2 separate regions of the Homo sapiens genome follow, and region 1 is linked to region 2. The links are chromatin contacts, found by Hi-C in ENCODE. All regions are on one chromosome and are shown on one strand. The core of a region is the stretch at or near the end of the contact, and the rest is flanking DNA. Distances in the headings are between cores, read along the strand shown.

Region 1 (3,609 bases), core at 314-2,813, 2.7 Mb after region 2:
TCTCAAAGACTTTTTTATTTTTTTAAATTCTTTTTATTTTTCTCTGAGTCTATCAGTTCAAAAGACCAATCTTCAAGCTCTGAGTGTCTTTCTTCTGCTTGGTCCATTCTATTGATGAAGCTTTTAATTTTTTGTTTGTTTGTTTTTGAGATGGCATTTTACTCTGTTGCCTAGGATGAAGTACAGGGGCAAGATCTTGGCTCACTGCAACCTCCACCTCCCAGGTTCAAGAGATGCTCCTGCCTCAGACTCCTGAGTAGCTGAGATTACAGGAATGCACCACTACGCCTGGCTAATTTTTAGTATTTTTAGTAGAGACAGGGTTTCATCATGTTGTCCAGGTTGGTCTCGAACTCCTGACCTCAGATGATCCACCTGCCTTGGCCTCCCAAAGTGCTGGGATTACAGGAGTGAGCCACAGCACCCAGCCTAAATTGTATTTTGAAATTCCTTAAGTGAGTTTTTTAAGCCTAGAAATTCTGATTCATTTCTTTTTAAGATGTTTATCTCTTCCTTCATTTCCTGGATTGCTTTAGGAGTGTCTTTGTTTGATTATCAACCTTGTCTTGGATCTCATTCAGCTTCCTTGCAATCCATGGCTTGAATTATTTGTCATTTCTGAGTTTCCATTTCAGTTAGGGTGCATTGCTGAAGAGCTAGTACAATCCTTTCTTGGTGTCACTGCATTCAGATCTTTCATTTGGCCAGAATTCTTGCACTGGTTTCTTCTCATCTGGAGATCCTGGCACCTCTAAGTTTTGTAATTATTTTTATGTGGGTAGGATTTTTTCTTTTTCTTCCTTTCCCTACAATGTTATTATTATTTTCTTCTTTCTCTTTCCTTTCCTCTCTATTTCTAGGAGTTGTAAGGCATGCTGGTAGGGTCTCTTGGCTTTGTTTCTATAGCGCTATGCATTTCTTTCAGCAGATTTTATATTAGGCTGTGGAGTTTGACATGTAAGCCCATGGATGGTGCTTATTGGTAAGAACAGACTGTGGCCAACGTGGCTGGGTATATACATAATCCTTATTTACTGGCAGCTCTCTGTTGCCTCAGGCATTGGGATGATTTGTGGAGTATACAGTAGTTTGAGCTCCCTGTTGTGCCCTAGGAGCAAGAGACTGAAGGGTGGGACCAAAACAGACAGGTTGACCTATGGGTCCCCCATGCCAGGCAGAGGCACCAGCAACAAGGGGAGAATCCAGTGAGTAGCCACCAAGCACCCAAAGGTGTACCTAGGTGTGGAGGTAGGAAGCCACCTACTTCAGCTCCAAGTTCTCTGCACAGGAGTAAGGGATGGCCTAGATTTCTAATCTAGTAGAGTGGGTGCTCCAGATGTCTGGAGATCTGCCTGGGCATGTAGCAGAGTGGGTCCTGCTGCACCAATATTTCTGCACAGGAGGGGCTGGGCAACTCAGACTGCTGATTCAGGTGATCTTGTGCTCCAAATGTCTCGAAATATGCCTTGGTTTGGAGTGGAGAAGGCCTCACTACACCATAATCTACATTTGGGAAAAGTGGGGCAGCTCAGGCTGCTGAATCAGGCAAACAGGTGCTTCACAAGTCTGGAGATCAGCCTGGGCATGGAGCAATGAGGGCCTCTTTGCATCAGAAACTCTGCACAGAAGGGTGGGGCAGGTCAGATTGCTGATCCAGATGAGCAGTTCTCTGAATGACTGGATTTCTGCCTGAGCGTGGAGCAGAAATGATCCCCCAGCACCAAGCAACTCAGGCTGCTGGACTAAACAAGCAGGTGCTCTGAATGCCTGGAAATCTGCCTGGTTGTGTAGTAGAAAGGATTCCCCTGTGGCTGGATCTCTGCACAGGAAGGGTGGGACAGCTCAGCATGCTGATTCAGTCAAGGTAGTACTCCAAATGTATAGGATCTGCCTGGGAATGGAATAGAGAGGGCCCCCCACACCACAATTTATGTCCAGGAATGGTAGTGTGGCTCAAGCTGCTGAACCAGGGTAACAGGTGTTATGGATGCCTTGATATCTGCCTGGGCATGGAGCATAGAGCCCCACTGCACAATCTATGTCCAGGAAGGGTTGGGTAGCTCAGGCTGCTGGTCCAGGCAAGAACATGGTCCAAATTCCTGGATTTCTCTCTGGGGGTAGAGCAGAGGGGAGCCTCTACTGCACCATGATTTCCAAGGAGCAGCATGGGCTACTCAGCAAAGTCACACACAGATGAGTTCCATGTCACCAAACTGGGCCTTGGTGCAAGTCTTGTTACCCAGGAGAAACCACAGCCGTAGGAGTTCTCTTCCTGCCCTAGGCCTGCTACAGGGAGGGCACAATTTTAGCCATACTGCTGAGGCACTTTCTGGCTGTGGAAGTCCCTACCCCACTCCAAAGCAGATACTCTAATCTCTGGTCTGAGACTAAAATGTTTGCACAGCCACACTGCCAGGTAACCAAGGAATGAATAATGAAATAATGAAAGCATCATTATCTGCAAGTAATGTGATTTTATATGTAAAAATTTCAAGACTCTACAGCAAAACTATTGAAATTGTTAAGTTAATGTATCAAGTTGCTGGGCTCCATTATGTATTACAATATGTTATATGTTTATACACCAGCAATAAATTTGGAACTTGAGAAAATAAGGTATTTTGATTTTGCCAAAAAATCAAAATATATAAATTACCTAAGAATAAATCTAATTAAACATGTACAAGACCTCTAAACCGAAAACTACAAAATATATTGGGGAGTAAAGTAGAAAAGTATCTTCATTATTTTGGGTTAAAAATTTTTCCTAAATGGGACAGAAAACTACTAATCATGAAGGAAAAAAATTACAAATTAAACTATGTGAAAATGAAAAACCTATACTTACCGAAAAATGTCATTTACTGAGCAAAAATGCAGGCCAGAGAATAAATGGAATTATTTGCAGTACATATACCCAATGAAGAAAGTTTTATATCCAGTGAAGAAAATGCAAATTACTCCTACAAGTGATTGAAAAGAAAGAAAAAGACCATCTGATAGAAAATGATTTCAAAAGTCTATAAGATGAAATAGAAAGTATGCATGAAGCACTGCTACTGCATACCAAAGTATAATGCTTATCTCAAAAAAAAAAACCACTAAGATTGCTTGGATTATGAGCTGAACGAGCTGCTTTTCTTCATGGAACACCATTTTCATTTGAAAAGTAACAGACAAATTACAGTTATTACAATTTGGGTATTTGTCATCAATTTTCTTTGTTAATCATAAAATTTGAATTTTCAGGGAAAAAATAGAAATTTTAGAAAATTTGCATTCACCACTGTAAGCTTGAAAGCTTACAGTGCAGAACACTTAGCTATCTGATTAGATCATTACTAATATTAACAAATGTGGTGGTTTTTATATTGTATGATATATATGTCAAAGTTTGGAAGATCTGCATAACTCAGTGAGCTAATGTTTTACAAATGACCAATGCATGAAGTAACACAATCTAGCAAGGGCTAAATTCCATTAAAATGAAAGAGAGATCAAGAGATTTTCATATAATGGAATATAAAAACTACAATGATATTTAGATTCCACATTGCAACTAAGTTTAAGAAACTACCATTTGTTGAGTTTGGGCATATTATCAGAAAG
Region 2 (3,816 bases), core at 680-3,179:
CAGCTCTGCCCCTTACTGTCCAGGTAAACTTGGGCAAAGTCATTTCTCCTCTGAGAAGGTACTCTCTTTGAAGATACTATCTCATTTGGTTGAACTATAGAATAAATTTACAGATGCAAAGAACTCAGAAGAATGACATAAAAGAGGTATTTAATAAATGTTATTCTGACACATTATCCAATATAGAAACAAGTAAACATCACTTCAAAACATAAAAACAGAAAGCCATTTAAAAAACAAATAAATATATTTGTAGCCAAAAGTGAAGATTATTTCTTAAAACGAATATATATATATATTCCTTTTTTGAGACAGAGTCTCATATTGTTACTCAGGCTGGAGTGCAGTGGTATGATCTCAGCTCACGTCAACCTCTGCCTTCTGTGATTCTCAAGTAATTCTCCTGCCTTAGCCTCCTGAGTAGCTGAGACTACAGGTGTGTGCCACTACGCCCAGCTAATTTTTGTATTTTTAGTGGAGACGGGGTTTCACCATGTTGGCCAGGCTGATCTCAAACTCCTGACCTCAGGTGATCTGCCCGCCTCAGCCTCCCAAAATGCTGGGATTACAGGCATGATCCACCATGCCTGGCCTAAATTCTGTATTAAATCTATCAGAGTATCTTCCACATAATAGCAGTTCAGTAAATATTTGCTGAAGAAATCTGGGTAACTAAAAGAATAAAATATAAACCTAGAGATCTTCACCGAAAAGTATTATTGAGATCTAATATGAGCTTATAAATGCATTAGGTCTATTTTGATTGAAGAAGAAATATAAGATGTAACCCAAGCTCTCAGAGTGGTTTCAATTAGTTGAAGAGAGAAGACCACATATATAACAGATATGGGGATTATCTTTTGCACATAACAGGTTCTTAATAAATGATGAAGTATTTGAAATGATTGAGTGAAAATATCTGAAATAATTATAAATGATAACAGCAATTTAAGGCACTGTAAGGTAGGTGTTCTGGGGATAAGAGCCAAAGGGTTGATGTAGTTCACAATGCAGGGCTCAGGCTGATATTTAAGGAATATATAAATTTAAGCCTGTCATTCTCAACTCTGGTTGCACATTACAATAGTGAGTGCCCAGATCCCACCATAAGAAAATCTTATTTAATTGGTCTGAGGTGAAGCCCAGGCATTTATGTGGCATTTATGTGGTATAAAAGCTACAGAGGTGATTCTAATGTTCAGTCAAGGTGAGGATCTCTGGTATAAAATGGTCAGTGAGGACAGAGAAGAAATTCCAGGAAGAGTTAGAGGAAGAGGGATGGTAAAGGGGGATGATTTGTGTATAGGACCTTGAAAGGATGTATAGTGGTTCAAATGGGAGCTGTACTGAAGCTAGTCTAGTTTAATGTTGTGGTAACAAAGTCCCTGACTGGAGTAGCCTAGATAGGGATGGAAGTAATAGACATGTGGCTCTCTTATGTACGTGGGCTTTGATTTTTAGATACACCCAGCTTAAATCTCCTGGGAAAGGTTGCATAATCTCTATAGGCCCTAGATCTCTTATCTCTAAAATGCATAATAATTCTACTTCAAGTAGCTCTCTCATGAGGTGTGGGGACAAAACGACATGCTGAAAGAAAGAGATGAGTTCAAGATGAGTGGGAAAATGGTGATGTTCCCACAGAGGCAAGAAGATGAAAGTGCCTAAAAGGGAACAAAAGCAAGTCACATGCTTCACATATAGTCCTAGAAAAATAAATCATTCAAAAATTTATAAATAAAATACACTGTGGATTAATAAGCCGCTATTTTATAAAACAAATCTCACCTACCTCCCAAAGACTAGTAATACATTTTCCCTCAAAACTGACTCTACTAACTCAAAAATCAAATTAGAGATGTATGAGCCAACTTGGGCAAAATAAGAAATGACCCTCTTGAAAGTTTACTTAGTGTTTTTAAATGTTCCTATTAAGAAGCAGAAGTATGTAAGTCCCGTGAGAAAAAGCCAAATGAAAATAGGAAGTACTGAAAATGAAAGCCACATACGTTTTGTAAGAATTTATCCTTCCAAATTCTTTTGGTATACTTTTTCTACAACAAAATAATTGAAATTGTTAAACTTTCAAATGAATATAATCTACATGGCAGCATATATTAGTGCAGCTATTTTTAAATTGAGTGTAGTGGCTTAGAAACACATTAAATGATAATTAGGCACCCTTTTTGACTTAATACAAATAAAACGAAAAGTAATAAGTGAAGCAGAATGATCTAGGAAGAAGTGTTGATCTATAATTAAATTGGGGTTTTTAAAAATCTGAAGCTCATTAATTTACCAGGCCAACTTTTGAAATGGTCTCTAGGTATCATTGCCCGACTATATTTCTGTTATCTCCATGCATTGTTATGTACTGTCACTCACTTTATTGCCACAGAACTTTGATAAACAGACATGCAATGCCATTTCAAAGTAGAGAAGACAAGCTACAGAGAGGGATTAACTATCCCCTCAAAACATGCCTGGCTAAGCAGTAATAATGACGGGGCTGGAACACAACTTTCTTGAGTCTGATATTATTTCATTGTAGACTATCGTATGCATTTTAGTGGTCACCAACCATTTAAAATCAAATTCAGTAAAAATAATTATTCTATCTTTCTTCTGATTGTTATAACACAAGTGAAACCAAATGCATTCTCTTTATGGAATTTTGTATGACTTGGACTCTGATAAATGTTACTTTATAAAATAAGCAGTAGTTCACGTTTTCAATATGTGCAGAGCTCTAATTTTAGATAGACCCAGCTTAAATATTCTAGACAAGTGGCTTAATCTCTACATGCTTCAGATTTCTTGTCTATAAAATAGATAATAATTTATATTTTATATTTGTGAGGATTTAAGAATACATATAATGTTCTTAATATAAAATAGGCTCAATAAATATTATTTACATAATTTTGATGTTGAAAATAACTATTTCCTATGGCACACATTTACCTATGTAACAAACCTGCACTCCTGCACATATATCCCAGAACTAAAAATAGATAAATAAGTAATGATAAAAGAAAAAAATGCTAAAGTGAATTCTTCACATTGAAAAATGAAACAATGAAATAATATGATTTCATATGAAACCATAGGAAAATATAAAGCTCTCTATAAAAGGTAAATATATATACAAGTATAAGACTGTTATCATAATGATGGTATATAAAACTCTCATAATTCTGCTATAGATTTAGTATAGTGTACTACTAAACTGTACACTTAAAAAGGTATAAAATGTTATATTTGTTTTAGTTCAATTAAAATTTTATAAAATGAAAAAAGAAAACTAATTCATAACATGGATGTATTAATTTATTATTTATTACCAAAATTGCATTTTATAAAGAAAAATAGCAATCTATGTTATAACCAAAGATACTCTGAAAAAAAAATCAGGTTAAAATATGGAAAAATATTTCAAACAAAAATATGTGAAAAAATGAAAAGTACAATAAAAATATCAACATGCGTTTTTATGAAGCTAGACAAGTTTATTTTAAAGTTTATGCAGAAAAATACATACACAAGAATAGGGCCTGGCATGGTGGCTTATGCCTATAATCCCAGCACTTTGCGAGGCCTTGGTGAGAGGACTGCTTGAGCCCAGGAGTTTATGACCAGCCTAGGCAACATTAGTGAGGCCCTGTCTCTACAAAACATTAAAAAAAATAATAATAACCAAGTGTGGTCCCAGTTACTCAGGAGGCTGAGGCAGGAGAATCACTTGAGCCTGGGAGGTCAAGGTTGCAGTGAGCCAGGCAGTGAGCACTCCAGCAGGCTGGGTGACAGAGTGAGGCC

What was found. Hi-C counts contacts between places; a loop is a spot of excess contacts on that map. Pooled maps may share reads with other maps.
Region 1: a map with no recorded cell type shows a loop between it and region 2 (10-fold over the local background). The contact joins two enhancer-like sites. A Hi-C loop is called at or near these places in 2 of 37 single-sample maps with no recorded cell type and 2 of 50 pooled maps.

The regions. Positions count from the first base shown.
Region 1 is chr2:183,991,593-183,995,201 of GRCh38, forward strand. No RefSeq gene overlaps it. Among named protein-coding and RNA genes, the nearest start is that of MIR548AE1, 390 kb to the right of the region's middle. Within about 2 kb of position 1,564, at least 2 of the 41 ENCODE cell types and tissues checked have a DNase peak (open chromatin) inside an H3K27ac peak, as active enhancers do.
Region 2 is chr2:181,307,407-181,311,222 of GRCh38, forward strand. All of the region lies in intron 3 of LINC01934 (long intergenic non-protein coding RNA 1934), which reads left to right. Among named protein-coding and RNA genes, the nearest start is that of MIR4437, 3.7 kb to the left of the region's middle. RefSeq lists a silencer at 2,342-2,542. Within about 2 kb of position 1,930, at least 5 of the 41 ENCODE cell types and tissues checked have a DNase peak (open chromatin) inside an H3K27ac peak, as active enhancers do.